2 separate regions of the Homo sapiens genome follow, and region 2 is linked to region 1. The links are chromatin loops, found by intact Hi-C in ENCODE. Cell type or tissue: PC-9. All regions are shown on one strand. Links, peaks and the distances in the headings refer to the core of each region. The heading gives the core; the rest is flanking DNA.

Region 1 (15,534 bases), core at 4,546-12,545:
GGGCAGATCACTTGAGGTCAGGAGTTCAAGACCAGCCTGGCCAACATGGCAAAACCCTGCCTCTACTAAAAATACAAAAATTAGCTAGGTGTGGTGGCGGATGCCTGTAATCCCAGCTACTCGGGAGGCTGAGGCAGGAGAATTGCTTGAACCTGGGAGGCAGAGGTTGCAGTGAGCTGAGATTGCACCACTGCACTCTAGGCTGGTGACAGAGTGAGACTCTGTCAAAAAACAAACAAAAACAAAAACAAGCAAACAAAACAAACAAAAAAACCAAGAACCCCAAAAAACTTGGGATAGGTATAACAGGGTTTAAAGATTTTAAGATTCTAGATTTTTGGAAAACTTTTGGCTACAGGCCTACTAGAAGTATAACTGCTTACTACTGTGAGGCTCAGTGGTAGATAGCCTGTTTGGCCCTGGGCATAATAAGCATTTTCTGCTAAGGCTGGTTTTTCACTTAAAAGAAGTACTGTGAAAACCAGGTATAGATTGTGACCAGACATCCTATAGAAAGGTGATCATTTCAAACCTTTAAGTCAGCTCTTTGAAATGCCATGAGGTGGCCATTGGTGGAGCAGATGGTTCTGCTTGAAAACTGCACCAAAAGGCCACATTCCCTACACATTTGTAGCTACTGGGGACACATTCAGAAGCTGGAAGATGAACCAAGTAGGGAGTCAGCATTTTGTCTCATGATGTAAAGCTCTGTTCCCATTGCAGGCAGAGGCTTGGGGACATTATGCATTTAGGAAAATCTCTCTCTTCATTTGCAAACAGCCTAAATTGTCCCTTAGAAGTAATATATTATCAAGACATTAGTGTGTATGCATGCGTGTTTGTGCTAATAATTTAACAGTTAGAATTTCCTTGCAAGTGACACAAACCACTCTGCCCTGTTGACACTGGATCAAGAAAGAAAACAGAGGTTATATTTATTAATCCATGGATATGGTTTGGATGTGTCCCCACCCAAATCTCATCTTGAATTGTAGCTCCTATAATTCCCTCATGTTGTGGGAGGGACTCAGTGGTAGACAATTGAATCAAGGGGGGTTGTTTCCCCATACTGTTTTGTGGTAGTGAATAAGTCTCATGAGATCTCTTGGTTTTATAAGGCAAAATCTTTTTCGTTTGGCTCTCATTCTCTTCTCTTGCCTGCCGCCACGTGAGACGTAGCTTTTGCCTTCTGCCATGATTGTGAAGCCTTCCCAGCCATGTGGAACTGTGAGTCCATTAAACCTCTTTCTTTTGTAAATTGCGCAGTCTTGGGTATGTCTTTATTAGCAGCATGAAAACCGAGTAATACATCTATGTTACATTATCATTCACAAGTATTCTGGCTTCCAATTTGGCTTGCTCCAGAGCTCAAATAAAGTCAGCAGCATAAATAAAGTCAGCAGCATGAAGTTTCTCTCTTTTCATTTCTTGGCCCTACCTTTCCCAGTGGAAGTCCCAAGGAGTCCTCTGGAATAGTAAATGCCCAGCTCTTAAATAACCTCTGAGGCCAGGAGCACCTGAACTACAAGCTCACCCAGGCAGCCTGGGCTGAAAGGAAGCAGAGGTGAACTCCACAGTAAAAGTGAGAGCTATTGCTGGAAGAAAATGAACAGAGAAATGCAAATAAAGGATAGCTACTATAAATGGATAACCATGGATGGATGATCAGAAAGAATGAGGAGATGGGAAGAGCTCAAAGGGAACTAGATTTGAAGAGTCCTAAATACCCTCGACTCTGAAGCTTTTTGGGCATCTATGATGCTTAAGCAACTATGATGCTTTTTTTTTTTTAATTGAGGTGGAATTTCGCTCTTGTTGCCCAGGCTGGAGTGCAATGGGGCAATCTCAGCTCACCGCAACCTCTGCCTCCCAGGTTCAAGCGATTCTCCTGCCTCAGCCTCCTGAGTAGCTGGGATTACAAGCATGTGCCACCATGCCCGGCTAAATTTTTGTACTTTTAGTAGAGATGGGGTTTCTCCATTTTTGTCAGGCTGGTCTGGTCTTGAACTCCTGACCTCAGGTGATCCGCCCACCTCAGCCTCCCAAAGTGCTGGGATTACAGGCGTCAGCCACTGCACCCAGAGCGACTATGATGCTTTTTAACCCCCCATTTTTCCAGTATTATTGGGGGACTGAAATTCTCAGCCTTTGGCAAATGTGAGTCATTTTGTCTTAAGATTTCATTGTTGGTTGTAAGGAACAGGAGAGGATACAAAGGTCACGTTTCAGGGTATTACCTTTATAAAGTTAGGTTTGGCTAAGCAAATTTCCTCCTGTCTTTCCTATCTTATGTAGTGAGATAATGTCCCTTGTTTCCTTAATACCATTTTCTTAAGGAATTTCAATGTGTGTTATAATTCCTTGATTGTAGCTCCAGTCATGAGATCCTGCTGCTTGCTCAAAGTTGCGACCTTAGTTAAGTCATTGAAACTTTCTGGACCCCAGATTGCTTTTATGTAAAATGGAGGAGTTAGTTAAATAATCTGAAAGTCTCCTTTTCAATAAATAAATGCAGCAGAAATCCCAGCCCCAGCCTAAATTGTGTCCATCCTGGGGATTCAAGTATGACCCACTGAATCTGGGAAACTAGGAATACAAGTCTTGGAAAATCCTAAGGAAAAAAGTAGCCGGATAGAATGAGCCAGAATCATGATCTCTATCACCTGAATTTTCTCTCAGTCCCCATCCCCCAGCAACTCCTCTGAAATCCTTTGTCAATGGTGACAGCTGTAAGTAAAACTCAAAAGACATGTCCCACTAAATTGCTGTAAACATGCCTAATTCAGAAGGGGAAGAGACACTTTCTTTCCTCTGTCCCATCACAACATACCAGGCAGAGTCGGCATATCGAAGGCTCTGGAATATCCTCTCCAGTTAAATATGCAATGGAACAAACAAAAATCCCCCTCATTGGAAACTCACCAGCCACCTCTGCCAACCAACTTTTCAAAAATCTTTAAGATCTAAACTTCAGGTTAAAGATAGTGAATTAAAAATATACATTTAACTCTGTTCCTTCCTAAAACACCCCTAGCCTGACAGAAGGGAATTTTCTAAAGGGTCACAAGGTTGGGAAAGGAGATGATAGCAACTGAACTTTGCATGTGGAAAAGTTAAAGAATGACTGGAGATTGATTCCGAAGACCAAAGAATGCTGAACCCTCAGCTCCTGCTGAGAAAGATGAAGATAACCACATTTGCACCGAAGACGCCCCCACAATGGCTCTGATAATGATAGCACCACGTACCTCTGGGAGTGGGGGTGAAGGAGAGACTGAAATAAGAATTGGTTAAAAGTGGTTAAGACACAAAAGCAGATTCCCTCTTTCATCACATACAGCTAAGTAACCGTCTTTTTCCTATCCTGCGGAACACTGCAGGTTTATTCTCTGCATGGAGTGAAAGTTGAAGGGACATCAAATCACTTGAGACCTGGGGGACAGGGGGCAATGGCTCACACACTGTGGGAGGCCAAGGCCGGAGGATGGCTTGAGCCCAGGAGTTCAAGACCAGCCTGGGTAACATAGCGAAGACCCCACCTCTACAAAAAAATACAAAAATTAGCCAGGCATGGCAGTGCTTGCCTGTGGTCCCAGCTACTCGGGAGGCTGTGAGGTGGGAGGATCACCTGAACCCGGGAGGTTGAGGCTGCAGAGAGCCATAATTGTGCCACTGTATCCAGCCTAGGAGACAGAGTGAGACTGTCTCAAAAAAAAAAAAAAAAAAAAAAATTCAGCTGAGACCTGGGGAACCCTTCTCAATGTTAAAAACCCACAGCTTTCTTCACACATTCAGCTTTAAGGCCCAGACTTGCCATCCAAATAGAAGAACAGAATCTGACCAGACCAAAAGAAAAGACTTACAGATACAGCTATTGTTCAGGCAGACCCTCCCACAGTGAAGCCCACAGTGACAGGCTCCTCCAACAGCCACAGACCCTCCCATCAGCTTTGTAATAGCCCAACTTAAATAGGAGCAGAAATCCTAGGCTCGCCAGACAACTGAGCCTAGCCCACTCAATACAATATATATATATATATATATATTCATTTGTAAATATTTGTTTTCTCTTCCCCTCAGCTAGGTATAAATCCATGAAAATGGGCCAGGATGCATCAATGTATATTTGGGTAACACAGAGCTGCTTAATCATAGGTATTTCACACACAGAGATGAATGAGTGATAATGGCTGAAATCTGCAAGAAACAATGTAGCAGAAGCTGATTGGTGAAAATAAGAAACTAATTTAGGTGTACTTGGGGGCCTCCCTGAAATATTCAGAGGAGAGTGTACTTTACAAGTTGCATCAGAGGTCCTGTGTGAGCAAGTGGTGGGCAAGGACATAAATTTATTGATACTGATGTTAATGAGAGTCATTTACATATTACAGATAGCCTAATGAGTCTCAGTGACATTTGGGTGACTTAAATAGCATTGTTGATTTATTGAATGTTTTCTACATGTTAGGTCCTTGGCAAAGCACTTTACATACAATCTCTTAATTAAACCTTACAACAGGCCTGTTAACATATTATCCCCATTTTACAGATGAGGAAACTGAGATTCAGAAAGGTTAAGTAATTTTTCCAAGTTAATTTGCCGATCAGTGAAAAGGTTGGAATTCAAACACCTGTCATCTGACTCTAAAACCCATTTCTGCCTTTCGCACCTCACGCTGTCACAAAACACATCAATTTTCACTTAATATAATGTGATCCTGCCCCATAAATCAAGAAGTCTCTGACAATGTGATTTTATATAAAATAAATTATATAACTAGATTCTCTTATAAAAATAAATTATTTAACTAGATTTCTAATATTGTGCAGCTAATGATTCCATTTTTTCAAGTATTACAAATAACATTGCACAGAACATCCCGGCACAGAAAAGTTTTTGCATGCTTCCCTAATTATTTCCTTAGGATAAAATCCTGGAAGTGTTCTTACTTCAAAGACCAGAAACATGTTGAAGGCTTTGATAATGCCCCAGGCTAAGTTTGTACACATGTAGGCTCCCAACAGCCGCCCCCGACATGCTCATTTCATCACACTCTTGCCAGCATGAGTAATTATAATCCTTTTCAGCCTTTGACATTCTGATATGTAAAAAATGCTGTCACTCTTTCATTTGCATTCCATTGACTGAAAATGAGCTTGAAAGTATTAACTATACACTTATTGAATTTTTCTGCTTTTTGGCAGAGATTTTCCCCACTTGTTCCTTGAGTTGTCGATCTTATCCTTGCTAATTTGTGTTAACTTTTCATATAATAAGAATACCTTTTGCTTGGAAATGTTATCGCCCCATTTGCCATTTGTCTTTAAAGTCCCTTTAACTCCCCAAGAATCTCTGCTTTACATATCTGTATTCCTACAAATTTGATTCTCATTTTGTCTGGATGGTAATGGCAGTGTTGAGATTGAAAAGGAACATTTTATCAGTGAAAGGGCAGCATGAGCTTCTGGAATCTGGAGTGGGGACATGGATCAAGGAGAGACATCAAAGGATCATGGGTTCATGGGTTCAAGACAGAAGAGAGATCAGAAGGGTGTGTAACTGAAGAAGATGGACAGGGGAATAGAGAAACAAATAAAGGATGTATTCAAATAGCCATGAATAACCTTGTAAAAGCTTTATATCTACCTGGTAAGAAAATGTTGGCAATGAATTCAAACATAGGATCCCAAGAAAAAAAAACAGGTATAACAGTTTTCTTCTTTCTTTCTTTAGAGACAGGCCATCGCTCTGCCACCTAGGCTGGAGTGCAATGGCACAATCATAGTTCACTGTAACCTCAAACTCCTGGGCTCAAGTAATCCTCCTGCCTCAGCCTCCTGAATAACTAGAACTACAGAAGCATGTCACCACACCTGTTTATATTTTTTCAAAAAAATTTATAGAGATGAAGTCTCGTTATGTTGCCCCAGCTGGTCTTGAATGAACTCCTGGACTCAAGCGATCCTCCTGCTTCAGCCTCCCAAAGCATAGGGATTACAGGTGTGAACCACTGCACCCAGCCAAGGTATAATCGCTTTCTTCACTTTTAAAAAAATTGGATCAATATAGAAGCAGTTTCTTTAAAAGGATCTTTAAAAGGGGGCCTCCTCCCTCTGCACTACTTGGTCAGTTTATAAGTGCATCTGTGTAACCTTGGAACAGAAACAAACAAGAGCAGGCCCTGTATACACCCAATCTGATGTCAACTAGCTTGTTTGCCAACTTGAGGGTCCAGATTCTCAGCTACAAAAATCATTTGCCTCAACCCATTTCTGCACCCCTGGAAGACTTGTACTTTTTTTTTTTCAAACTTACAATTTTGTTTTTAAATAAAGAACAAAAAATTAGTTTAGAAGAACTGAACCATGTATAGAATGAACTATGTACCATTTATTAAGTAACCACAAATGATAGAAAGGCATAGCATGCTTGTTATGAACCTTTGCAAAATACATCAAGAAGGCCTGGACCATGTTCTTTTCCTACATCAACATCCCAATATTTCCTTCATCTATGTAACTGTCTTTATGTCTGTTCCATACTTGTCTATTTCCTCCTTTGATATGAGTTTGTACCTTAATGTGCCTTCCTATAATCACAGAGGATATGTTAGTAGCACAGACTTCTTAATTCCCATAATCAAAACTTTGTCTTAAAATTTAAACATATGTTATTTATCCTAGTTTTCATTGATTTGGCTAATACTCCTGATATTTGCTGCTAAAATACTGAAATTCTGGAGATTCCCTTATTTTATTTTATTTTATTTTATTTTATTTCATTTCATTTCATTTCATTTCATTTCATTTCATTTAGAGACAAGGTCTCACTCTATATCCCAGGCTGGAGTGCAGTGGTGCAGTCATGGCTCACTGCAGCCTCAACCTCCCTGGGCTCAAGTGATCCTCCCACCTCAGCCTCCCAAGTAGCTGGGACTACAGGCATGTGTGACCCCAAGCCCGGCTAATTTCTGCGTTTTTTTATAAAGATGGGGTCTCACCATGTTGCCCAGGCTGGTATCAAACTCCTGGGCTCAAGCGATCGCCCTGCCTTGGCCTCCCAAACTGCTGGGATTACAGGTGTGAGCCACTGTGCCAGGCTAGATTCATTTTCTTCTAAAGCAAATACACTCTTCCTTCTAAAAACTTTAGCTGGGCATGGTGGCACGTGCCTGTAATCCCAGCTACTCAGGAGGCTGAGGCAGGAGAATCGCTTGAACCCGGGAGGCAGAGGTTGCAGTGAGCAGAGATCGCGCCATTGGCACTCCAGCCTGGGCAACAAGAGCAAAACTCCATCTCAAAAATAAATAAATAAGTAAATAAATAAATAATAATAAAATGAAAACTGCAGCCTTCCTTGTACTAAATAAAGGAAAGAGTTTTTAAAATCTTCCTAATTTTTGGAGGGAAGACATCACATTTTAGTCTAACCTTCACCCCATTAATCATGTAAAAGTTATTTAGTTGGTTGTTTTGCAATCCCTACCATGAAAAGTTTTCTCCCCTAAGGCAAATGGGAGCAAAGGCAGTTTGCTTGCTGCTCACTGGGTTTTACTTTTTAACTCTTCAAGTTGCACTCTGTGGTGTCTACGTGTACGATTTTATAGAGCAAAAAATATTGTTTACCTTGGTTTACAGATTTCTAACTTGCCAAGTTGATACATTAGAGCACAAATTAATTTTCTAAAACCAAAATCCTTCAGACAAAAGGACGTTGAGATATGAATAGATGTCTGATTGCTCTAGTTCCTATCCAGACTGAACCTTTCTTATCCTGTTAGGCTGTGCAGTACCAAGGGTTAACGTGACTGTGATGCAATCTCTCAGACATTCTCCACTCTCAGACAAAAGAAGAGAATGAGAGTGCAGGGGCAGAAATGATAAGTATGGAGTCAGACAGTTCAAAGATTTGCAGAGTTTGAACAACAGTGGCGACCCAAGGAGGACAGATAGTGAGTCAGGAAAAGTGTCTGCAGTTACAAAGCACTTCCAGAAGGATGAAGTGTTATATCGCCCAATATTTTGTGGACTTGATCCATTGCTTAATCACACTCTTACAAACTGTTTTAAATTCAGACTACAGGAAAATGTGGGGAAAGCTTATCATAAAATAAATCAAAGGGAAAATTAGATTCACTTCACCAAAACTCAGCTTATAGTTATGAGTCAATGTGGGGGAGACCACACCATGACATGGATTCCAGTTGAAATCAGATCTGAATCCAGAGGTGTTGAGTTACGGAAAATCCAAGGCAGGGCACTTGCACCTTTTTTTTGATGATTCATTTTAATTATTACTGACTTTGCCATTGAGACCTATGCTCTAGGGTCCCTCTCCAATATGCATTGCCCCATTTCTTTCTTGCTAACAGTACCTCTGTTTTGCTCATCCTTATCTAAACAGTCACTTCCTTTCAGGGAGGCTGAGCTCTTTCTCATTCTTCAAGGATGAAGTTGAGTGATGTCAATAATCAAAGTTTTCTAGGTCCCCTTAACATTCTAGTATTTCGGGGGTTTTTTGTTTTTGTTTTTGTTTTTGTTTTTTGGAAGCAGAGTCTCACTCTGTTGCCCAGGCTGGAGTGCAATGGCGCAATCTCGACTCACTGCAACCTCTGCCTCCTGGGTTCTAGCAATTCTCCTGCCACAGCCTCCTGAGTAGCTGGGATTACAGGTGCCACCACATGCCCAGCTAATTTTTGTACTTTTAGTAGAGATGGGGTTTTACCACATTGGCCAGGCTGGTCTCGAACCCCTGACCTCAGGTGATCTGCCCGCCTTGGCCTCCCAAAGTGCTGGGATTAGAGGCGTGAGTCACCACGCCTGACTGTATTTCCAAAGTGTGGGGCCAGGGGATATCTGAAAGGCATGTGAGAACATACTCCAGCAAGGCACTCTTGAGGGGTGCTCATGACCCTAGAACTAAGAAGCTATCTGGCAATCATGAGATGCCACACCTAGAGACCTGGACAACACATTAAAGATGTAGAAAGAGTGACAGCACCCAAGTCCTTGATGACAGTGTTGAGACATCCAGACTTTTGGTTATGTAAAAAGAGAAAAGTCTGTATACTTTAAGATATTTTAATTGGGTTTCAGCTACAAGCATCCTTCTGCTACAGTTAGCGTTCAGTTTAGACACTGGCAGTGGGTAGACCACTCCATTATTTTATTGTCTGTACATTTTGTGGTAGAAAAAATTATTCAAATGTATCCTATAGCATGAGATTTTTCAGTGATCTAATTAACAACAGAAAACCTAGCTTGGCATCTCTATGAGACATTCACTCAATTTCTCTCATCATACTTTCACTCAATTTCAGAAGAGCAGAATTTGTTCTCTTTTTAAAAACAATTTTTTGGGCCAGGTGTGGTGGCTTATGCCTGTAATCCCAGCACTTTGGGAGGCCGAGGCAAGCAGATCTCCTGAGGTCAGGAGTTCAAGACCAGCCTGGCCAACGTGCTGAAACCCGGTCTCTACTAAAAATACAAAAATTAGCTGGGCGTGGTGATGGGCACCTGTAATCCTAGCTACTTGGGAGGCTGAGGCAGGAGAATTGCTTGAACCTGGGAGGCGGAGGTTGCAGTGAACCAGGACCACACCATTGCACTCCAGCCTGGGCAACAAGAGTGAAACTCCATCTCAGAAAAAAAAAAATTTTTTTTTGGTAGGAAGGGCAGCACTTCATTCCATAAAATAGAATAAGTAGAACTTATTCTCTATTGCATATTCAGTCAAAAATTTATTTTTTTTTATTTCAATAGGTTTCTGGGGAATAAGTGGTGTTTGGTTATATGAATAAGTTCTTTGGTGGTAATTTCTGATAATTTGGTGCGCTCATCACCCAAGCAGTGTACATTGTACCTAACGTGTAGTCTTTTATTCCTCACCACCTGCCACCCTTTCCCCCAAATCCCCAAAGCCTCCAAATTAAAATTTTGATTTTATGTTTAACTCTGAAGTTGTTAGCACGCTGTGACCTAACATTGCTAATTGAATTCATTCAGCGTATTTTTAAAAATTAAAAAGATATTTGTAACATCTGATATCATAATATATTTAAGAGCTATTTCTTAGGTGAGGTGCCCTTATTGGCCAAAGGAATTTTTATGTGGAATTTACTCCATCACCTTTCTATAAGCAACCAATGAACTTCCAATTTCCTAGATTGACCCATACAAAATGGTCAATTTTATAGGTTAAAAATAGTTGAAGACCTTCAATTTTATATGATTCAACCTATAAAATCTGAAACTTATTCTCCATAACATCACATACCACTCTGAAAAGTCTGAAATGTAAAGACCATGCTTTAATACAATTGATCATTTCTATGCCATTCATCAACAGAATTTTAAAAGGTTTTGCCAACAAATGACTAGTTAACCTGTGGTCATTCCGCTGTTGAGTATCTCCCATTGGCAGGATGTTTGCCTTGGTCTGACCCAGAACTAAGTTTGAACTATCTATCAAATTAAAAATAGAAAGTAAGTAAATATAAGATTAAATGGTAGGACACATCAGTGCTCTTGTGAAGATGTTGGAAAAACTCAATGAATGTCAGTGATCTCTTTCCTGGTGAAAAACTTATAACTATATTTTTTTATTTGGGGAAATTCTAATATTATAATTGATTACTATTAAGATAAGTCTTAAACTTATAATATTTGACTTGACCTGGCATGGTGGCTGACGCCTGTAGTCCCAGCACTTTGAGAGGCCAAGTCAGGAGAATCACTTGAACCCAGGAGTTCGAGCCCAGCCTGGGCAACATGGCAAAACCCCATCTCTACAAAAAAAAAAAAAAAAAAAACACAAAAACAAAAAAATGAAGCAGGCTTGCCAGTAGTCCCAGCTACTCAGGAGGCTGAGGTGGGAGGATCCCTGGAACCTGGGAGGCAGAGGTTGCAGTGAGCTGAGATCATGCCCCTGCACTCCTGCTTAGGTGACAGAGTGAGACTCTGTCTCAAAAATAAAAATAAAATAAATAAAAATAAGAATAAATAAATAAAATTGTTAAAAATTTGCCTTAGTAATTTAACTTTTAGAAATTTATCCTAAGAAAACAACCAGACAGGTATTAGATAGATGATAGATAGATAAATAGATAGATAGATAGAAAGACAGACTAAGTCCAGTGGCTCACGCCTCTAATCCCAATACTTTGGGAGGCTGAGGCGGGAGGATCATTTGAGGTCAGGAGTTCGAGAGCAGCCTGGCCAATATGGTGAAACCCTGTCTCTACTAAAAATACAAAAATTAGGCGGGTGTGGTGGTGTGTAATCCCAGCTACTCAGGAGGTTGAGGCAGGAGAATAGCTTGAACCCAGGAGGCTGAGCTTGCAGTGAGCTGAGATTGCACCACTGCACTCCAGTCTGGGCAACAAAGCAAGACTTTGTCTTAAAAAAAATACATTGATAGCTAAATAGGCATAGATAGATAGATAGATAGATAGATAGATAGATAGATAGATAGGCAGACATATAAGGATGTTCATTGAAGCTTTATGTATAATAATGAATTTGGAATAAATTTAATTGGTAATAAACTATGGTGCTTCCAAATAATGAAATTCTTTGTAGCCATTAAAAATGTTGCTATAGATCCCTATTTATGCTGTAACCTGCTCCATGCTGAGCCACATTCCTGGTTCCCCTCCCTGCATTGCTTTTTCCCTAGCACGAATCCCTCAAATGTGCTCTGTAATTTATTCCTTCAATATCTGCATCCTTATCTGTAACTACCCGCTAGAATGTAAGCTCAGAGAGGACAGTGTTAAGTGTCTTTCTTCTTGGATGTATCTCAACTGCCCAGAAAAATTCTTCACAAGAGTTCTTGAGTAGGCACTCAATAAATATTTGTTGTAGGAGAGCAACTTAGAACCAGAATTTCTGTGCAAAGAAGTATAAACATGTTCAAAACCTCTAGGGCATCCTATAAAATTGTTTCTATGGAGATATATATACATTCACACTTTAAAAGGGACTTTTTAAAGCACCATGAAACATGCTCAGAGATGATAGATCATCAATATCTCCCCCCCGTTTTAGGATCTTCAGCAAAGCATAATGTGTTTTTTTCTATCAGAACTTAAAAGAACACTTTGTTCTTCCACAATCTTTTTTTCACTGTATGAACTTAAGACTGTTTTTTAAAAGTAAGCTCCTAGGATTTCCCTTTACAATCCAAATAGTTCCCTGACCTAGTCTAAAAGTCCTAATAAAGAGTTATTTTGAGATTGACTTTTCTTTTGTAGTTTTATATTTATTGCGTTTTAAGAAAGCATCTCCCAGAAACATTGCATTAACAAAATAAAATCTAGGCCGGGTGTGGTGGCTCACACCTGTAATCCCAGCACTTTGAGAGGCCGAGCCAGGCGGATCGCTTGAGCCCAGGAGTTTGAGACCAGCCTGGGCAACATAGGGAGACAATGTCTCTGCAAAAAGATATAAAAATTAGCCGGGCATGGTGACACGCAACTTTACTCCCAGCTACTTGAGAGGCTGAGGCAGGAGTATCGCTTGAGCCCGGAAGGCAGAGGTTGCAGTGAGTTGAGATCGCACCACTGCACTCCAGCCTTGGTGATAGAGGGAGACCTTGTCTCAAAAATAAATAAATAAATAAAATAAAAATTAAAAAGTAAAATATACTAGCAATATTGGTTTACAGAGGATAGTTTGTATATAACTTACTCATAATATTCCACTTGGTCCTTTGTCATTAGTGACAAAACGCCCTGTTCTCTGTACAACTAAAACAGTCCCCCAATCAGTAGCAGAGGGTCTCTCATAAGGAAGGAGTGCCAGCCCAGGAGTGAATATCACTATGAGACCATCTTTAAGACAGAGCTGGAAGGCCAGGGTTCCATGTCCACAGGTCTGGTAGAGCTAAAACTCAGGAAAATGCCAGTTTGAAAGGCTGTGAATGGAGAACCAAACCAATAACTTGGAGAGTTCCAATGTGAGGAACACACAGAAGTCGATTCCTGATGCTACTCGAAGCCAGACCTGCACCGGGCTGAAGGAGCTAGAAGTCCTGTTCTGAGTTAAGCTCCCTCTCCCACTATTGCTAGGAGCTCCCTAAACTTGAACATTTATTTGCAGAGAGCATCATTGGTGGGTACAGAGCACATGCCCCATTGTTCAGACCTGAGGTTTGGAGCCTGCAATAGTTTTTCTCACATATTAAGGTTTTTTAAAGCCTTCTTCTTTTTTTGTTTTTGGTTTTGAGATGAGTTCTTGCTCTGTCACCCAGGCTGGAGTGCAGCGGCACAATCATAGCTCACTGCAGCCTCACACTCCTGGGCTCAGGTGATCCTCCCACCTCAGCCTCCTGGGACTACAGGTGTACGCCACCACACCTAGTTAATTTTTTAATGTTTTTGTAAAGACAGGGTCTCACCATGTTGCCCAGGCTGGTATTAAACTCCTGGTGGTCTTCTTGAAGTTGGTTTCTGGGACTCCTCAGGCCGGATCTATGACAAAAGAAATAGTCATGTATTTTACTTTTACTGAGCTTTTATTTTATGTTATAATTGTCTTGTACCAGGTGGCTTTACAAACACAGCCTCATTAAATATTTACGACAGAGTTCTATGAGGTGGCCATTATGATTTCTCTCTATTTATACTGGAGGAAAAATAAAACACAGAAAGGTTGATTAACTTACCCAAAGTCACACAGCTAATAAAAGATGGAGCCAGGACTTAGAAGTCAGCTCTGACTTAACCATTGTGGTATTCAGTGTGTCCCAGTTAATGCATCCCACCCAGAACTGATGAGCATTTTCTCCTCATTCAGAAACAAGAATAGGAACAACCACCCCTCACTCTGCAATAACCAGAGGAAGCAATTTACATTTTATACGCTTGCCTTTAAAACTCTGTCTTTTGAATGTTTTAAAAAAACAGTCCTGAAATTTCAGTGAAATTAAGACATGTTTAAAATAGGTTGGCTCTCATCCTTGGGACCCTGTTGTTGGCAAAGTGGTTTCACGATTGCCAGTTGTTGAGAGAGTTATCTTTTATGTCCTAAAAGAAAAGACTCTTTTTCAAATGTAACTTCACTTCTCACGTTCTGCCTAGCCAAAATGTATTGCTATTCTGTTAGTCACTAGTGAATTGAAAGGGTTGTTTAAAAAAGAACCAAAATCTGCATAAATACGCAGATAAGTTTAGAGATCAAGTAAAAGCTCTCAGAATCATTCATTGTGATGCCTGAGAGCTGAGATTTCCCCCATAGGCAATCCAATAAAAGAAACTTGACTACTGAGATAAAGCCCAGACCTGTGTCCTGTGCCGGCTCCTGAAATCAGTGGGACTGGCATTCTCACTCTCTGGCATTGATGGGAAAGAGAAAACTCAACCTAGATTATCATGAAATTATTCCTGATGCCTGGTCACATGAACTCCTGAGCCAACAGATACCGTTAACAAAGAGGGTTGCTGAAGCTGGGACTTGTGCCATCAGTCTGGTTTCAGAATACTTTTTAACAGTAGATTGGGTGTGGTGGAGGAGGGAAGGCTTGGAAGGGAAGTTAGCAAGGTCAGAGAATGAAGAGGCTGTATGCTGCAAGCAGCGAGTGTTCTAATACTCTCAATACACTTTGAGACTTAGTCGTATCATAGCATATTTATTTTGAGTTTTCCATAGTGCATTTTACTGAGGTCCTTTGACAACAGAATATTTCAAAGGTGTGTGTACAAATATGGTTTTGCTGTTGCTGAAAATGGTGCCACAACCTGAGCCAATGGGATTATTCTTTCCCATTGTCCTTTTCCAATGTCATATATATATATATGTGTGTGTGTGTGTGTGTGTGTGTGTGTGTGTGTGTGTGTGTATGGAGTGGGGGAGGGGGTGGTCTTACTAGGTCTTACTAGCAGGTTCTACTTTCTAAATCCTCTGGAAAAAAAATCTCACAGTCAGTTGAATTTGGTTACACTTAAAAGCTGTTTAAGGACTTCTCTGTTATAAGTTGATTTGGCCAGGTGCAGTGGCTCATGCCTGTAATCCCAGCACTCAGGGAGGCCAAGGCGGGCTGATCACTTGAGGTCAGGCGTTTGAGACCAGCCTGGCCAACATGGTGAAACCCCGTCTCTACTAAAAATACAAAAATTAGCTGTGCGTGGTGGTGTGTGCCTGTAATCCCAGCTACTCTGGAGGCTGAGGCAGGAGAATCACTTGAATCCGGTAGGAAAAGGTTGTGGTGAACTGAGATTGCTCCAGCCTGGGTGACAGAGTGAGACTCCATCTCAAAAAAAAAAAAAAAAAAAAAAAAGGTGATTCAAACATCTGTCCAAGCCTGTGGTCTTGTTACTGTACTCTTGTCCCACTTCCTCATCCAAGCAGGCTCCTAGAAAGAAATATACTCCAGCTGTCTCAACTCCTTCATGTTCCATATGACACCTCTGCCCACTGCAAGCCAAGCTTACACTGCAGTTACTCTGTAGAAACAGTCTGGCAAAGATCCCCAGAGACTAATGTGACCATATGTCCTTGTTTGCCCACGAACACATGTTGTCCTGCTGTAATTAT
Region 2 (15,534 bases), core at 4,919-12,918, 57 kb before region 1:
TGTCTCTACAAAAAAAAAAAAACTTTTTAAATTTAACCGGGTATGGTGGTGCATACCTCTAGTCCCAGCTACTCAGGAGGCTAGGGCACGAGGATCACTTGAGCCCAGGAGTTCGAGGTTACAGTGAGCTATGATTCCACTACTGCACTCCAGCCTGGGCAACAGAGCAAAGCTGTCTCTTAAAAATAAATAAATAGAAATAAAATATAGAATTCCTTAGCTCACACTTGGTTAGGGTTGGGCTAAAGAAGAAATGAACTCACTTTTTCACCTCTTATTTCCAGAAATCATGTATTAGGCAAGAGTATAAGGCCATATTTTTCATTTTTCAAAAATCACAAGAATAACACTCTAATCCAGAATAACAAGAAAGGAAGAACAAAACTGAAATCACAGGGCTTAAGAAGACTTTGCGAACCCAAATTCCTAGGTTTTTCACAGTTTTTCTTTTACGTAAGCAAATACTTCCCGACCAACTTTTTATTCTGACTCCAGATTTTTTGATTCAGGATTATAGGCAGACTTTCTGACTTCTGTGACTTTTTTCTCTTAAAAACTCTGGTCATTCCCAATGACTAGGAGGTTTTTTTGTGTGTGTTAAAACAATTGTCTCTTTTCACAAACTGGCATTTCTGCCATTTTGCATAACATTACAGAGCTCTTTCTCTATGGATATGAAAAGATAAGGCTAGAGTTGTATTCTGTCACTTCTCTTTTTTCCCTCTGTGAACTTTGAAAATTTCAGACAGGTCTCCAGTTAAGTTAGACAGTTTATTTTGGGCCGGGCGCAGTGGCTCATGCCTGTAATCCCAGCACTTTGGGAGGCAGAGGTGGATGGATCACCTGAGGTCAGGAGTTCAAGACCAGCCTGACCAACATGGTGAAATCTCGTTTCTACTAAAAATACAAAAATTATCTAGGAGTGGTGACACGCACCTGTAATCCCAGCTACTTGGGAGGCTGAGGCGGGTGAATTGCTTGAACCTGGGAGGCGGAGGTTGCAGTGAGCTGAAATCATGCCACTGCACTCCACCCTGGGCGACAGAGCAAGACTCTGTCTCAAAAAAAAAAAAAAAAGAAAAAGAAAGAAAGTTTATTTTGCCAAGACTGAGGACCTGCGCCGGTGACACAGCCTCAGGAAGTCCTGATGACATGTGCCCAAGGTGGTCAGAGCACAGTTTAGTTTTACACATTTTAGGGAGATATGAGACATTAATCAATGTATGTAAGAAGTACATTGGTTCTGTCCACAAAGGCAGGGGCAACTCGAAGCAAGGAGGGGGCTTTTGAGTCACAGGTAGGTGAGAGACAAATGGTTGCATTCTTTTGAGTTTCTGATAAGCCTTTCCAAAGGAGGCGATCAGAATATGCATCTATCTCAGTGAGCAGAGGGATGACTTGCCTAGAATGGGAGGCAGGTTTGCCCTGAGCAGTTCCCAGCTTGAATTTTCCTTTTAGCTTAGTGATTTGGGGAGCCCAAGAGATTTTCCTTTCACACCTCCCTATCTGGTCTCTTCCCTGTTTTCACTTGTTGACATACAGCATATGGGATTTGAGATCAATAGCACATTGTGCTGAGACACAAGCTCCAGAAGCGGTAAAGAGGGCACAAGGTGGCATCTCTTGGCCAGAGATCACAAGACTGCAATCTTCACCCATCTCTTCAGTGAGAGTCGAGACCAGCGATTCTCAATGCATTTGGGAAGAGTTAGCTTTCTTTTATTCCTTTGTTATGAATAAATAATATGTTTATGAAATATATGTTGTTTAGAAAAGGATCTACGTAATTAAATTTACTGCTGCTATTCTCTTAACAGGATAACAAGCTGGTGAAACAAAAAATACCATTATGCAACTCCAGATCACATGAGAGACACAGAATATTTTTCTACAGTGAAGTATCTAAAAATGTTACCTCTCTGTTAGAATTAAAACTTTTGTGTCTCTCTGAGTCCATCTGAAAGGCAGACAAAATCAATTAGCAACCCTTTCACCCTCTGGCAAAAGAGGAATTTCTGCAAGAATGCCTTCCAGAAGCTATCGGTTGTTTGGTTATTGGCTGTTTGGCTGTGTGTAGGCTTAGACACAACTTTTGGGCTTCCCTGGCGGACAGGAACTGGCTCCATCCTGTCTCTCCTCTACCTTTGTCGGCTCAGTTCTCCACCCCTGGGGCCAGGACCACTGCTCGTCCCTATTTGGGGTCAGCTGTCAGAAGACAGATCTGTTTAATATTTAGCTTTGAAGGAAATTGGCTGAATCAAAGATGAAAGGGGTCAGCTCCAAGTGATGGGGAAAAACAAAAACAAGTCTCAAGTGTTTCAACATTTCCATAGAAAAGTAAAACGATAAAGTCAATGTAGGTGAAAGAGATAGAGAAAAAATGGAAAGAGAGAGAGAGCTGGAGAAGAGAAAGAGAGAGGGAGAGACAGAGATTGAGAGAGGGAGACAGAGAGACAGGGAGACACAGAGAAAAACAGATCTCCAAATTCCCAAATATCATGTCGAGCTGCAAGACTGGCCGTTATTTCCAATGAATAAACAATTCATTGTAATTAAACAGATCTCATTTTATTATTCTCATGTGTGCTTGGATGCAGGCATAAAGTTCAGAAACACAAGTGATTCTCAGCTCTTCAATGACAGTCCTAGAACAGAGCTTCTCAACTTTAACACACATACTAACCACCAGGGAACCTTGTCAAAATGCAGATTCTGAATCAGTGGGTCTGGAGTGGAACCTGCAATTCTGCATTTCCACCAGGACCCCAGCTACTCCTCCTGCAGCTCTTCTGCCAGGGGACCATCTAGATACATTGTTTTCCTAAACAGCAAATGCATTTAGAGACTGCTTGTATGCGAGGACTTGTTTTAAAGTCATCCTCAGAATAAGGTGAAGAAGTAGACCATAAAGCTACATACATGACAATACTATGACGGGAAGGAAAGTGGGGTTTTTTTGTTATTTTATTTTATTATTTTCTTTTTGAGACGGAGTCTCATTCTGTCGCCAGGCTGGAGTGCAGTGGCACGATCTCGGCTCACTGCAACCTCTGCCTCCTGGGTTCAAGCAATTCTCCTGCCTCAGCCTCCCTAGTAGCTGGGATTACAGGCACCACCACCATGCCCAGCTAATTTTTGTATTTTTAGTAGAGACGAGGTTTCCCCATGTTGGCCAGGCTGGTCTCGAACTCCTGACCTCGGGTGATCTGCCTGCCTTGGCCTCCCAAAGTGCTGGGATTACAGGCATAAGCTACCATGCCCAGCCCTATTTTTTTTTTTTAAACGAAGGTGCCAGGCACAATGGCTCACACCTGTAATTCTAGCACTTTAGGAGGGTGAGGCTGGAGAATTGCTTGAGCTCAGGAATTGAAGACCAGTCTGGGAAGCACAGAGAGACCTCATTTCTACTAAAAATTTAAAAAATTAGCTGGGGGTCGTGGCACGCGCCTATAGCACCAGCTACTTGGGAGGATCGCTTGAGCTTGAGAGATTGAGGTTGCAGTGAGCTATGATTGTCCCATTGCACTCCAGCCTGGGCAACAGAGGGAGACCCCTGTCTTAAAAAAAAAAGAAAGAAAGAAGAAAGAAAGAAAGAAAGAAAGAAAGAAAGAAAGAAAGAAAGAAAGAAAGAAAGAAAGAAAGAAAAGAAAAAATAAATATTTTTCAAAAAAGTTTTGGGGCAATATTTTATGCAGCAATAGATAGTGAATACAATCGCTTGAGGTATTTTAAGATATGTGGAAAATAGGCCGGGCGTGGTGGCTCATTCCTGTAATCCCAGCACTTTGGGAGGCTGAGACAGGTGGATCACAAGGTCAGGAGATCGAGACCATCCTGGCTAACACGGTGAAACTCCGTCTCTACTAAAAATACAAAAAATTAGCCGGGCGTGGTGGCAGGCGACTGTAGTCCAAGCTACTCGGGAGGCTGAGCCAGGAGAATGGCGTGAACCCGGGAGGTGGAGCTTGCAGTGAGCCAAGATCCCGCCACTGCACTCCAGCCTGGGCGACAGAGAAGACTCGTCTAAAAAAAAAAAAAAAAAAAAGATCTGTGGAAAATAGAAAGGACTTGTCTTACTAGACAATCTGCCCCGTGCCAGTAACGACTGCTGGATGATGGAGGTTTACGTGCCTGTGGCCCTGGGAGGGTCACCTGCCCTCTTAGATGCCTTTTATCCTGCCCAATGCCTCCTTGAGCAAAGGCCCATCTCCTGGCTCCTGATCCCCATGATATTTTAGTGCCCGGGGAGATTTTTATCAGATTTGAGCTGCAGTGTCATATTTTCTGACTCTCGGTTCTGTTATTTCCAACAGGTCATCTGCCTGGTAAACAACCATGTGCCGGAATAACTGGAAGAACCAACATTTGTATCATATCTGACAGCTTTATTTATTTTCCAAATGTTTATTTGGAAACTTCTAGGTCTTTGGAGAGAACTGAGGTAACTGGCTAAGGTCACTCATTAAGGGAAAGGGAGATTTAAAACAGAACCAGGTATTCAGCCTCTGAGTCCTAACTCAGCAATGATAGGAATAAATGATTCACGGGCTAAGAATAAATAATTCATTGTAATTAAACAGATATTATTGACATTAGTCTGCCTGAAATTATAGTGAGAATTAAAATTAGTACAACTCATTTTATGTTTTTAAAAAGTTATCATTTCAGCGGTTACCAATTTAAATTGCTCCACCTCAGATATATGAAATTAACACAATTTTACTACAGGTCTAAAGGAGTTCTGGGTTGCCTGTTTATGTCATTCTGATCTTCTTTTCATTCACCGTTAATTCTTTTCTTGAAATTACATTTATTATAAGTCAGAAGTCAGGCTTTTTTTTTTTTTTTTTTTTTTTTTTGAGAAAGGTTCTCATTCGGTCTCCCAGGCTGGAGTGCAGTGGTGCAATCATAGCTTACTGCAGCCTCAAACTCCTGGGCTCAAGCAGTCCTCTTACCTCAACCTCTTTTATAGGAAAAAGCCACCACACTTGGCTAATTTTTCTAATTTTATTTTTTGTAAAGATGAGGTCTTACTATGTTGCCCAGGCTGGTCTCGAACTCCTGGTTTCAAGAAATCCTCCCACCTCAGCCTCTCAAAATAATGGAATTTCAGGCATTGGGGCACTGTGCCTGGCCAGGCAGGCTGCTTTCTAAGTACTTTACATATCAAAACTTGTTTAATTCTCATTAAAACTCCATGAGGTGGATTTAATTGTTTTCTCAATTTTATATACAGAGAAACTGAAGCACAAAGAAGTTAATTGACTCATCTCCTTATCAGTAATCTATTGCTACATAACAAACCAACCATATTTAGTGGGTTAAAACTATTGCGGCAGGGTGCGTTGGCTCACGCCTGTAATCCCAGCACTTTGGGAGGCTGAGGCGGGTGGATCACAAGGTCAAGAGATCGAGACCATCCTGACCAACATGGTGAAACCCCGTCTCTACTAAAAATACAAAAAATTAGCTGGACGTGGTGGCGGGCGCCTGTAGTCCCAGCTACTCGGGAGGCTGAGGCAGAAGAATTGCTTGAACCTGGGAGGCAGAGGTTGCAGTGAGCCAAGATTGTGCCACTGCACTCCAGCCTGACAACAGAGCAAGACTCCATCTCAAAAAAAAAAAAATTGCAATTGTTTCTTTTTCTCTCTCATCTACAATTTTGGCAAAGATCCACAGGAATCATTTGTACCTGCTTTCTGTGGTATCAAGACGAGCAGCTCATCTGGGGGCTAGAGGACCCACTTTCAAGATGTTTGACATGGCCGGTAAGTTGGTTTCTAATCTCCTGGGAGCTAGGGACCTCAGTTCTCTCTGTGTCAGCTTTTCGTCTACGGGAAGTTGAGCTTCCTCATAGTGTGGTGGCTGGATTCTCAGAAAGAGTGTTCTCAGAGGACCAGGTGGAAGTGCATAGCACTTTTATGACCTAGACTCAGAAATCACAAATTGGTGGAAGCTGTCACAAAGGCCAGCCTAGATTCAAAGACAGAAAAAATTGTCTCCATCTCTTGTTGGGAGAGTGGCAAGGTTCTAGAAGATTCTACAAGAGCATGCAGAATAGAAAATATTGCTGTGGCCATTTTTTGAAAAAGACATTTTTTGAAAAATCTGCCACACACTGCTAATTGAGATAGGGTGTATTCAAACTCAAGTAATCTCACTTCAGAGTCTATGCTAATCACACCCTAATACTCACTCCTCCTCTGATGCTTCTCCTGTGAGAGAAGAGTGGACACTCATCACTTCTCTAGTCCATAGCAGAGGGCTTTCTTATTGAGAGTTACAGAGATTTTGATCTCTGACTGAGAAAGGTATAGCTGTCTTCCTTTCAATTCCAAAAGTAAACAAAATAAAAATTTTAAAGTCCTTTTGAAAATAAAAACTTTGCAGGATCACCAGGCGCGGTGGCTCACACCTGTAATTCCAGCACTTTGGGACACCAAGGCAGGAGGATTTCTTGAGCCCAGGAGTTCAAGCCCAGCTTGGGTGTCTCTATTTAAATAAATAAAACACAAAACAAAACTGCGCAGGAGTGTTCTCACTCTTTAGTACACATCACAATCACCCAAGGAGGCTGCGGAAAATGTAGGTTGCTGCTTCCACTGCAGAGATTTTAATTCATAAGATTTGGGGGTTGATGACCAGATGCAACGGCTCACGCCTATAATCCCAGCACTTTGGGAGGCTAAGGTGGGAGGATTGTTTAAGCCCAGGAGTTCAAGACCAGCCTGGGTAACATAGCAAGACCCTATCTCTACAAAAAAAGTTTTTTAATTAGCTGGATGTGGTGTTGCATGCCTGTAGTCATAGCTACTCAGGAGGCTAAGGAGGGAGGATTTCTTGAGCCAGGGAGTTTGAGGCTGCAGTGAGCCGTGATTGCACTACTGCACTCCAGCCTGGGTGACAGAGTGAGAGACTCTGTCTCAAAAAGTAATAATAATAAGAAGAAGATTTGAGGCTAAAGCCCAGTAATCTGCATTTTTCTTCAGCATCCTGATATATTATGATGCAGATGATTAGCACCATGCTTTGAGAAGTGACTTCGACATTTTCCATTCTTTTTGGCTAGCCAGCAACTTTAAACACTCTTCCTGTGTTTTGAATTCCCTATCTTTCAAGTCCGCACCTTCCGACTTTCTCTAACTCCCTTGCAGAGAAACATTCTTTTCAGCCTCATTGGCAGCTAGGGTTCAGGCGATGTAGTCCAGACCTAGGCAACCAGATGCAGCCCCATAAGACTGCGTCGGAAGCAAATGCGTCCAGAACCCATGGTGCAAGCAGATACCGTTGGGGTTCCAGAGACAGAAGTAATGGCATTTCCAAGAGTAGAGTCCAGAACCCAGCATCAGAGGGCATTTTTCAGTGTCCATGCCCTCTACTAGGCCACTGTGTTCTGAGTACTCTTCCTGGATCCATTGCTTCTAAGACTGTTTTTCTGGCTCTTCCAGGGAACCTGTGAGTGGTTATGTATCTATTTTTCAATAAATTTCATTTACTTAAACTTACTGCAGATGGTTTCTGTTGTTTACAACTGAAGAAGGCAACTACTTGTATAAAGTATTTCTTGCCTTGAAGTTCTCCTTTTAATCACCCTCCCTAACAGCAAAGTCTATGCTTCATTTATAAAATGCTTCTGCTTTGGTATTGGTTTATGGTTGGTTGCTTCATATTGGTAAATAGGAAAGTATGTTTTTAGGATTTTTTTTTTTTTTGAAAGTCTCTGTCACCCAGGCTGGAGTGCAGTGGTGCAGTCTTGGCTGACTGCAGCCTCCACCTCCTGGGCCCAAGCAACCTTCCCACGGCAGCCTCCCAAGTAGCTGGGGCCACAGGTGCACACCACCACGTCCAGTTATTATTAGACAGGGTCTCCCTATGTTACCCAGGCTGTTCTCAAACTCTTGGGCTCAAGCGACCCTCCCACCCCGGCCACCCAAAGTGTTGGGATTATAGGCGTGAGTCACTGTGCCTGGCTGAAAGTATGTTTATATCTATATATGTTAGTACTTGTGCTGATTATTTTAAGTGTAAATGTCTTTTTTTTTTTTTTTTGAGATTGAGTCTCGCTGTCGCCCAGGCTGGAGTGCAGTGGCGTGATCTCGGCTCACTGCAGGCTCCGCCCCCGGGGTTCACGCCATTCTCCTGCCTCAGCCTCCCGAGTAGCTGGGACTACAGGCGCCCGCCACCTTGCCCGGCTAATTTTTTGTATTTTTAGTAGAGACAGGGTTTCACTGTGTTAGCCAGGATGGTCTCGATCTCCTGACCTCATGATCCGCCCGCCTTGGCCTCCCAAAGTGCTGGGATTACAGGCGTGAGCCACCGCGCCTGGCCTAACTGGAAATTTCTAAAGCACAGGGCTTCTGTCCCTTTGGCTGGTTTTGAATAACCCTGAGAACTCCACTATACATGAACACCTTCTTTATTATGAAACAAACATCAGCTACACTGGGTCTCAAGGTAACATAAGGATTTCCAAAATCAATTAAATGCTTAATTAACAACAAATGGTACTTGGTATAACATATTCCACAATAATAAAAATAATGTATCCAGGCACGGAGGCACATATCTGAAGTCCCAGCTACTTAAGCATCTGAGGCTGGAGGATGGCTTGAACTCACGAGTTTAAGACCAGCCTGGGTAACACAGTGAGACCCCCACCTCTAAAAATAATACTACTTTAAGAAGAAGAAGAATTTAGACAACACTGCAGTTTGTCATAATGAAATCTGATCTCTGACACTATTTGAGCCAGTCCTTCCACAGTGACAAAGAAAGAAAGGGACAGATAAATTCAGGGAACTGAAGCTGAAGAAACTTTATTTGTTTATGAATAACTAGATTAATCACAGTTCACCTAGGAAAGGCTCCCTCAGAGTCTGTCTGTATTTAGATAGGGGTTCATGCTAGAGTATGACTCATGGAAAGCCCCAGGGCCTCAGGAGAGTGAGCTGACTCAGATGTTGCTAGTGTTGGAATATGGGACAAGAACTGTTGTCCGATGGTACGTTATGAGACGGAATGTCACTGAACAATCTAAGTTAAGGTTATTTCATCAAAGAATAAAATAGAGGTAGGTTGAAAAGGAGAACAGAAGAAATAAGGCTTTGCTTCTTAAAGTGGCTTTTTCAATGATCCCTCTGAAGGTCCACTTTCTTTTGCTAGATAGTATTGTACTCACATTTCTTTTTCTTTGTTTTTTGTTTTGTATTGTTTTGTTTTTTGTTTTTTGAGATGGAGTCTCATTCTGTTGCCCAGGCTGGAGTACAGTGGCACAATCTCCACTCACTGCAACCTCCACCTCCTGGATTCAAGCAATTCTCCTGCCTCAGCCTCCCGAGTAGCTGGGATTACAGGCGCATGCCACCACGCCCGACTAATTTTTGTATTTTTAGTAGAGACAGGGTTTCACCATGTTGGCCAGGCTAGTCTCTAACTCCTGACCTCAGGTGATCCACCCTCCTTGGCCTCCCAAACTGTTGGGATTACAGGCGTGAGCCACTGTGCCTGGCCTCACATTTCGTTTATAGACGAAATAATATAAACTCCTGGGGCATAAACACAGCTCATTATCCTGAAACTCCAATAATCCATAGTGACAGCATGATAAAATAAACTAGACCTCAGTGCAGATGGTAAACATGGTGTGCTGCTTATTAAAACATAGGCTGTCGAGTCTAAACCCATCCTATTGTCATCGGCTTCCTGAGGCTGGGTGGCGTTTATCCTTTGCCAGCTGACTTTGTCTGAGGCTCTGCCATTAGGGGGCGGTAGAGAGGGGCTGTGAGGCTGGATGAGGGAGAAGAGAAAGGCTGCTTCCTGTTTGCGTCTTTCTCTGGGCAGTAGCAGTTTGTTCCAGTAGCAGACACTGATTCTAGTCGGCAGCTTTTCCAGCACTCCCAGAACAAGCTTTATTATGCCTTCCGAGCAACACCTGACAGGCACTGTCCTCGGAGGCTGAGTGTCAGCCCCTGGGGCCCCTCAAAGTTCCCGAGGCACCAGCATGGCCCGCTTTTCACAGGTCTAAATTTTCGCTCCATGGACTCTTCCTCCAAACTTCTATGTTTTAGTCATTTCATCCTCTTTTCTTTGATCTTCCAGCTTTAGGGGCTGTAGCTGCCACGAAGCAGTTGATACCTTAGTATTCCCTTTTTGCCTTTAGAATTCCTCAATACCTGGCTAACAATTGCTTCTATTAAATCCTCTCTTCTAAAAAGCTGGTGTGGTTCCTACCTCCAGCATGGACCCTGATGACACAGATGGTCTCCTCTGTCCTCAGGTACATGAACATTGAGATCAGCACTGGCTTGAATCTCAGGACACAGTTTCTTGACAAACATACTGGAATTAGAGGCAGGCTTAATGCAGGCATGTTTGTCACTTTTAGTCAATTTAAACTTCCATGAGTTTAGGCTGGTTGCAATGGCTCACACGTGTAATACTAACACTTTGGGAAGCTGAGGAAGGTGGATTGCTTGAGCTCAGGAGTTTGAGACCAGCTTAGTCAACATAGTGAGTCCCCACCTGTATTTAAAAAATTAAATTCAATTTTTAAAGTTATAAATAAACTTCCATGATTTAAAGAACTGTGTTCTCAATGTATTATAATTTTCTCTTTGAAAAGTCCTGAGCCAAGAAATCATTGAATTTCCTGATGTAGAAGAAGAATGTCATCCCAAAAAGCTGAGGTTATTTACCCAAATGTATACTGTGTATTAGTACCAAGGACAATAATTCTATATAGTTCTTTTACCTATACCATTTATAGAACCTCAGAAAAAAAGTCTCAGTGGAAAGTTTGACAATTATATTACTCTTGGGATAATTTGGACAAGTTCTCTTGCCAAAGACAATCAGAAAATCTGGGGAAATTATTTTTTCAATCTCCTTGAAGGTACCAAAAAGCTAACCAAGATAAGATTTAGTTAAGCCAAATCATGAATAAGACGGAAGCCTCATGGGTCTGGGAGGACAAAAATAGGTGTTCCAGGCTCATGAAGTGTGGAACACTCTGGTGAGCCCTTGGATCTTTAATTGAGACCCAGAAAGGATGAACACTAGAAGAAAAAAAAGTCAGTCCTCAAATAGATTTCTGCCCAGTTTCAAATAGGATGACACAAAAAATTCCAGTCCCTGAAACTGGATTCAGGTGATTCAAAAGTACTAGCACACTGAGGTACCTGGAAGAAGAAAAAAACTTCATATAAAACATTAAACAGGGGATTTGAAAAGGAATCAAATAGAAATTCTAAAACTGAAAAATACAAAACCAAAATTATGAGCTCAATGAATAGACATAACAGCAGTTTAGACAGAGCTGAAGAAAGTATCAGTGAAATGGAAGATAAACCAGAAGAAAATATATAGCATGAAACACAAATAATCAAAAGGATAGAAAATACAGAAGTGAGGATGAGAAAGAAAATAATCTCCTAAAGAAGGTTAGAGATGCAGGAAGAAATGAAAAATGACATAGAATTAAGTGGGTAAATCTAAAGTAAAGTTGACTATACCAAGGTCAGAGGGGGAATGAGAAGATATAGATCAAAGTTTACAAAGTAGCAGATATGTAGGATTGACAAGTTGAAAGATCTAATGTTCAACATGAAGACTATAGTTAATGGTGTACTGCATTCAGGATTCTTGCTAAATAAATAGATTATAGCTGCTCTTGCCACAGTGGGAGGAAATGTGTAACTATGTGAGATGATGGATATGTTAATTTGTTTCACTATGGTCACCATTTACTTTCTTCTCTCTCTGTTATATATGTACAAACCATCATATTATATACCTTAAATATATACAATAAAATTTATTTTAAAAATAACTGAACAAGACAACACTGTTAAAGTTTTGTAGTCTTTAAAATACGTATAGAATTACAATTCCCACCCCCTCCTCATTTTCATTTTTTATTTACTTTTATTTTTTATTTTTTGAGACAGAGTCTCACTCTGTCACCCAGGCTGGAGTACAGTGGTATGATCTTGGTTCACTGCAACCTCCGCCTCCTGGGTTCAAGCAATTCTCCTGCCTCAGCCTCCCAATTAGCTGGGATTACAGGTGCCCACCTTCACGTCCAGCTAATTTTTGTATTTTTAGTAGACATGGGGCTTCACCATGTTGGCCAGGTTGGTCTCCAACTCCTGACCTCAGGTGATCCGCCCATCTCTGCCTCCCAAAGTGCTAGGATTACAGGCGCGAGCCACTGTGCCTGGCCTCATTTTCAAAAGAAAATAAAAATAAAAAGAAGAAGGAAAAGAAAATTATGCCTAAAATATGACCTGATCAGAAATTCCTTCGGGTTGTCTTCCATGGGGAGAGCAAAGGCTTTCCTTTTTTATCTGCCAGTGACTCTTTAGCAGAGTTTAAGATTAGGTTCCAGAAAGTCTGGAAAATACTCAGAAAGCCAAGAAGTAGAGGTGGAGATCTTTCTTGCTCCCAAGGAATAGTAAAAAGAGTTGCTATTATTAAGTGCTTACTATATTTCAGGCACTGTTGTAAATGCATGGCAGATTTTATCTCATTCAATTCTTATTGTAGTCTGATGAAGTAAGGTTTAATTTTCACAGTCTGTTTTATAAATGAGGAAATGGAAACAAAGTGTTAGTAAATTATTAAAGTGACAGCTAGAGTGAGTGGGGACTAGAGTCTGAAGCATCTTGTACTGCTGCTATTCACAGATCCCCTTCCAACTTCACTCCTTACAATTCTTCACATACAATACCCCTAGTAGTTTCTGCAACCTCAGACTATTTAGCACCACTGCTTCAACTGGAAAAGGGGCTCTTGTCTGGGTTTTCAGAGGCCGTGGATTCTGATTCACGTTAGTTTTCACGTTAGGGAAACTGTGTGTGGGTCACTAGCATTGAGTAGCTGGAGGTTGCCAGCATCCAACTGATTGGTGGTCATCAGGGTGAATCCTAGAGGCATTTGAGACCAGTCATGGTGCCCAGAGTATCATTCTTCTTATGCTAAATACTGCCTTGGCAACAGAAAGAAGTCATTCTTCCCTCTTTTCATGGGATGATAAAAGCCAGAGAGAGAGAGACTAAACTTCCATATATTTTTGTAGCAGGGGATGAGGTCTTCTAATTTCGAAGCTGAACTCCATTGGCCTCTGTTTGGAGACAAGACCTGGGCTACTGATGTGTTCTCTCCTGTTTTGCATTCAAGTATCCTAGAGATGTGCCCTTTGCTGTGATACCAGTAGTCATTTGTGCACATATTTACTAATACTTATATCTCAGCCTGTTTTGCATTGATAGAATGCCTGAGGCTGGGTAATTTATAAAGAAAAGAGGTTTATTTGGCTCACGATTCTGGTGGCCGGGAGGTTCAAGAGTGAGCAGCTGCATCTGGGGAGGGCCTCAGGCTGCTTCAACTCATGGCAGAAAGCAGAAGGGGAGTGGGTGTGTGCAAAGAAATCACACAGCAAGAGAGGAGGCCAGAGAGTAACTGAAGAAGCCAGACTTTAACAACCTGCTCTCTCAGGAACTAATCCATTCCTGTGGGAGCCAGAACTCACTCCCTTCATGATGAATGGGGAGGAGGAGGCATTACTCTACTCATGAGAGATCTGGTCCCATGGCCCAAACACCTTCCACTATGCCCCACTTCCCAACACTGCCACATTGGCGATTGAATTTCAACATGAGTTTTAGCAGGGTCAAACCACATCCAAACTATAGCACCTTATATCAAAACTGAATTGAACTTTATTAAAAATCGAATGCAAGGAGGAAAGAATAGGATCTAAAAGTTTGGTGGGGCCCATTCCCTACCTCTATCCTTTAATTCAGTTGCTTGTTGTGTTTGCGGTTTTGCCTGAGGACACACAATTGCCCTGTCATGGCCCTCACCACTCAGGAACTTCCAGATTCCTTCATTCAGGTGGATCTGCCCTGCCAGGATGAGGCTGGCCTCTCTGTCTTAGTGCTCCCACAAAATCCTGTGACCTCAAAGAGATAGGGGAGGTCTTTACACTGAGGGCCACTGCCAAAAAAATTGTAATTTTGTTGGGCATTTTAAAATGCATTTTTTTTAGGAGTGAACATCTGGAAAGCTCTTTCCCCAGAAAGCTGCATGGCAAGAGCTATTCCTCCCACTAGGTCTTTGGCAAATGCCTGTCCTAACCACTCTATCAAAAATTATAAGCACCCCCCAACTCTCAGTGGTCTATACCTGACCTTGTTTTAGTTCTCTACACAGAACTGATCTTGGGATGACACATACAATATTATACTTGATTATTCCCATCTCCTGCCTTCATAAGGGAAGGATTTCTGTTTTGCTTACTGTCATAGTCGCATAGCACAGAGGAGTGCCTGGAACTCTGTAGAAACTCTGCAACTATTTGCTGAATGAATTATTGTATACTGCTCAGAAATTAACCCAATATTATGCTCATTGAGACACACATGCACACACACACACTTTGAAGTGCAAGGATGTTTGTGCCTCAGCATAGTTTGGATGTTCTGTATGTAGATATATTTTAGTCTTGGAAAATGCTGAAATACTAAGGGTTTATCCATGTAACTATGGAGTCTCACGCAGGATCACCTTACCTCATTGGAACAACGTGGTCCCTCTCACCATGGCCCTTTGCTTGAGGTGAAATGTATTCACCTTCTCTTTTTCTTTCCTCCAACAATCTATTTTTTCCTCCCTCACACACACAGTCCTTGACCTTTTACCCTTGGTGAAAGCACTGATTCAGCCTTTACAGAGGATCTGGGTGCAGTGAAAGAGAGGGATGGCCCACCTCTCAGTCTGGGAGGTGCAACCAGGATTGAGTCTGAAGGTGTTTCGGAGATGTGGGAAGGTCTGTGATCATGCCAGACACTCAGCATGGCACTGGACTTGGGTCCAAATGCCTTCACATTAGTCTGACCACAATTCACACAAAGGCTTTGAGGATCTAATTCTGCATTCAGAGATCAGCCTTGTTTATAAGGCAGCTCACAGTTCAATGAACGTCATTCTTCCCCAGAGAGGTGCGTTGGGCACAGACAACCAAGTTTGGCAGCGTGCATCTCTCAGAGCAATAAATATCTGACACACAAACAGATGACAGCGATGAAAATGGTGCTCTCTTTGGGAAAAGAGCCAGATAGCAAAAGGACAATTTCGGAAGTGGCCCATTATCTGCTGTGACCAACTTTGAGCCGACAAATACATCAGTTGTTGCTATACCTTTTTCTTCAAAATTCTACCTAGCAGGGACTAAAATGAGTTTTTCCTTAATAAGGAATCAAATTCCTTAAGAATTTAGGAAGATCTAGAGGAATCAAATTTCTCCAGATTCAATGTAGCTCTTGAGGGAATAACACTCTTCTCTTCATCACGTGTTTTCTCACTTATCCTTGAAACTTCACATCAAACCCTCAAAACCTGTAACAAACGTGTTTGCTCCTACTGCTGTTGGCGCCCTGGGTATCTGGGGTCCCAGCCCTAAGACATCCCTCTAGGCAGCAGAAACAAGGCTGCCCTGGTGACGTGGGGGCATGCACTTTGTCTGGGGTTTATGGT

The links. Hi-C counts contacts between places; a loop is a spot of excess contacts. Peaks named below come from ENCODE experiments on the same cell type or tissue, not always from the same donor. Only the 100,000 strongest peaks of a DNase experiment are listed, where the experiment ranks them.
Region 2: it touches region 1 in a loop (5-fold over the local background); 2 of 110 quality-filtered maps call a loop at or near these places.

What each region holds. Positions count from the first base shown.
Region 1 is chr10:29,056,856-29,072,389 of GRCh38, reverse strand. LOC107984174 (a long non-coding RNA gene) reads right to left here and starts at 14,335. Exons shown (of 3, transcript XR_001747284.1): 1 at 14,283-14,335; 2 at 13,400-13,472. In PC-9, for the core only: a CTCF peak has its summit at 8,007; DNase peaks (open chromatin) are centred at 5,059, 7,509, 7,859 and 8,179; H3K4me3 peaks cover 628 bases; H3K27ac peaks cover 2,071 bases.
Region 2 is chr10:29,113,800-29,129,333 of GRCh38, reverse strand. No RefSeq gene overlaps it. Among named protein-coding and RNA genes, the nearest start is that of LYZL1, 170 kb to the left of the region's middle. In PC-9, for the core only: a CTCF peak has its summit at 9,712 (motif pointing right); a DNase peak (open chromatin) is centred at 8,903; H3K27ac peaks cover 1,267 bases.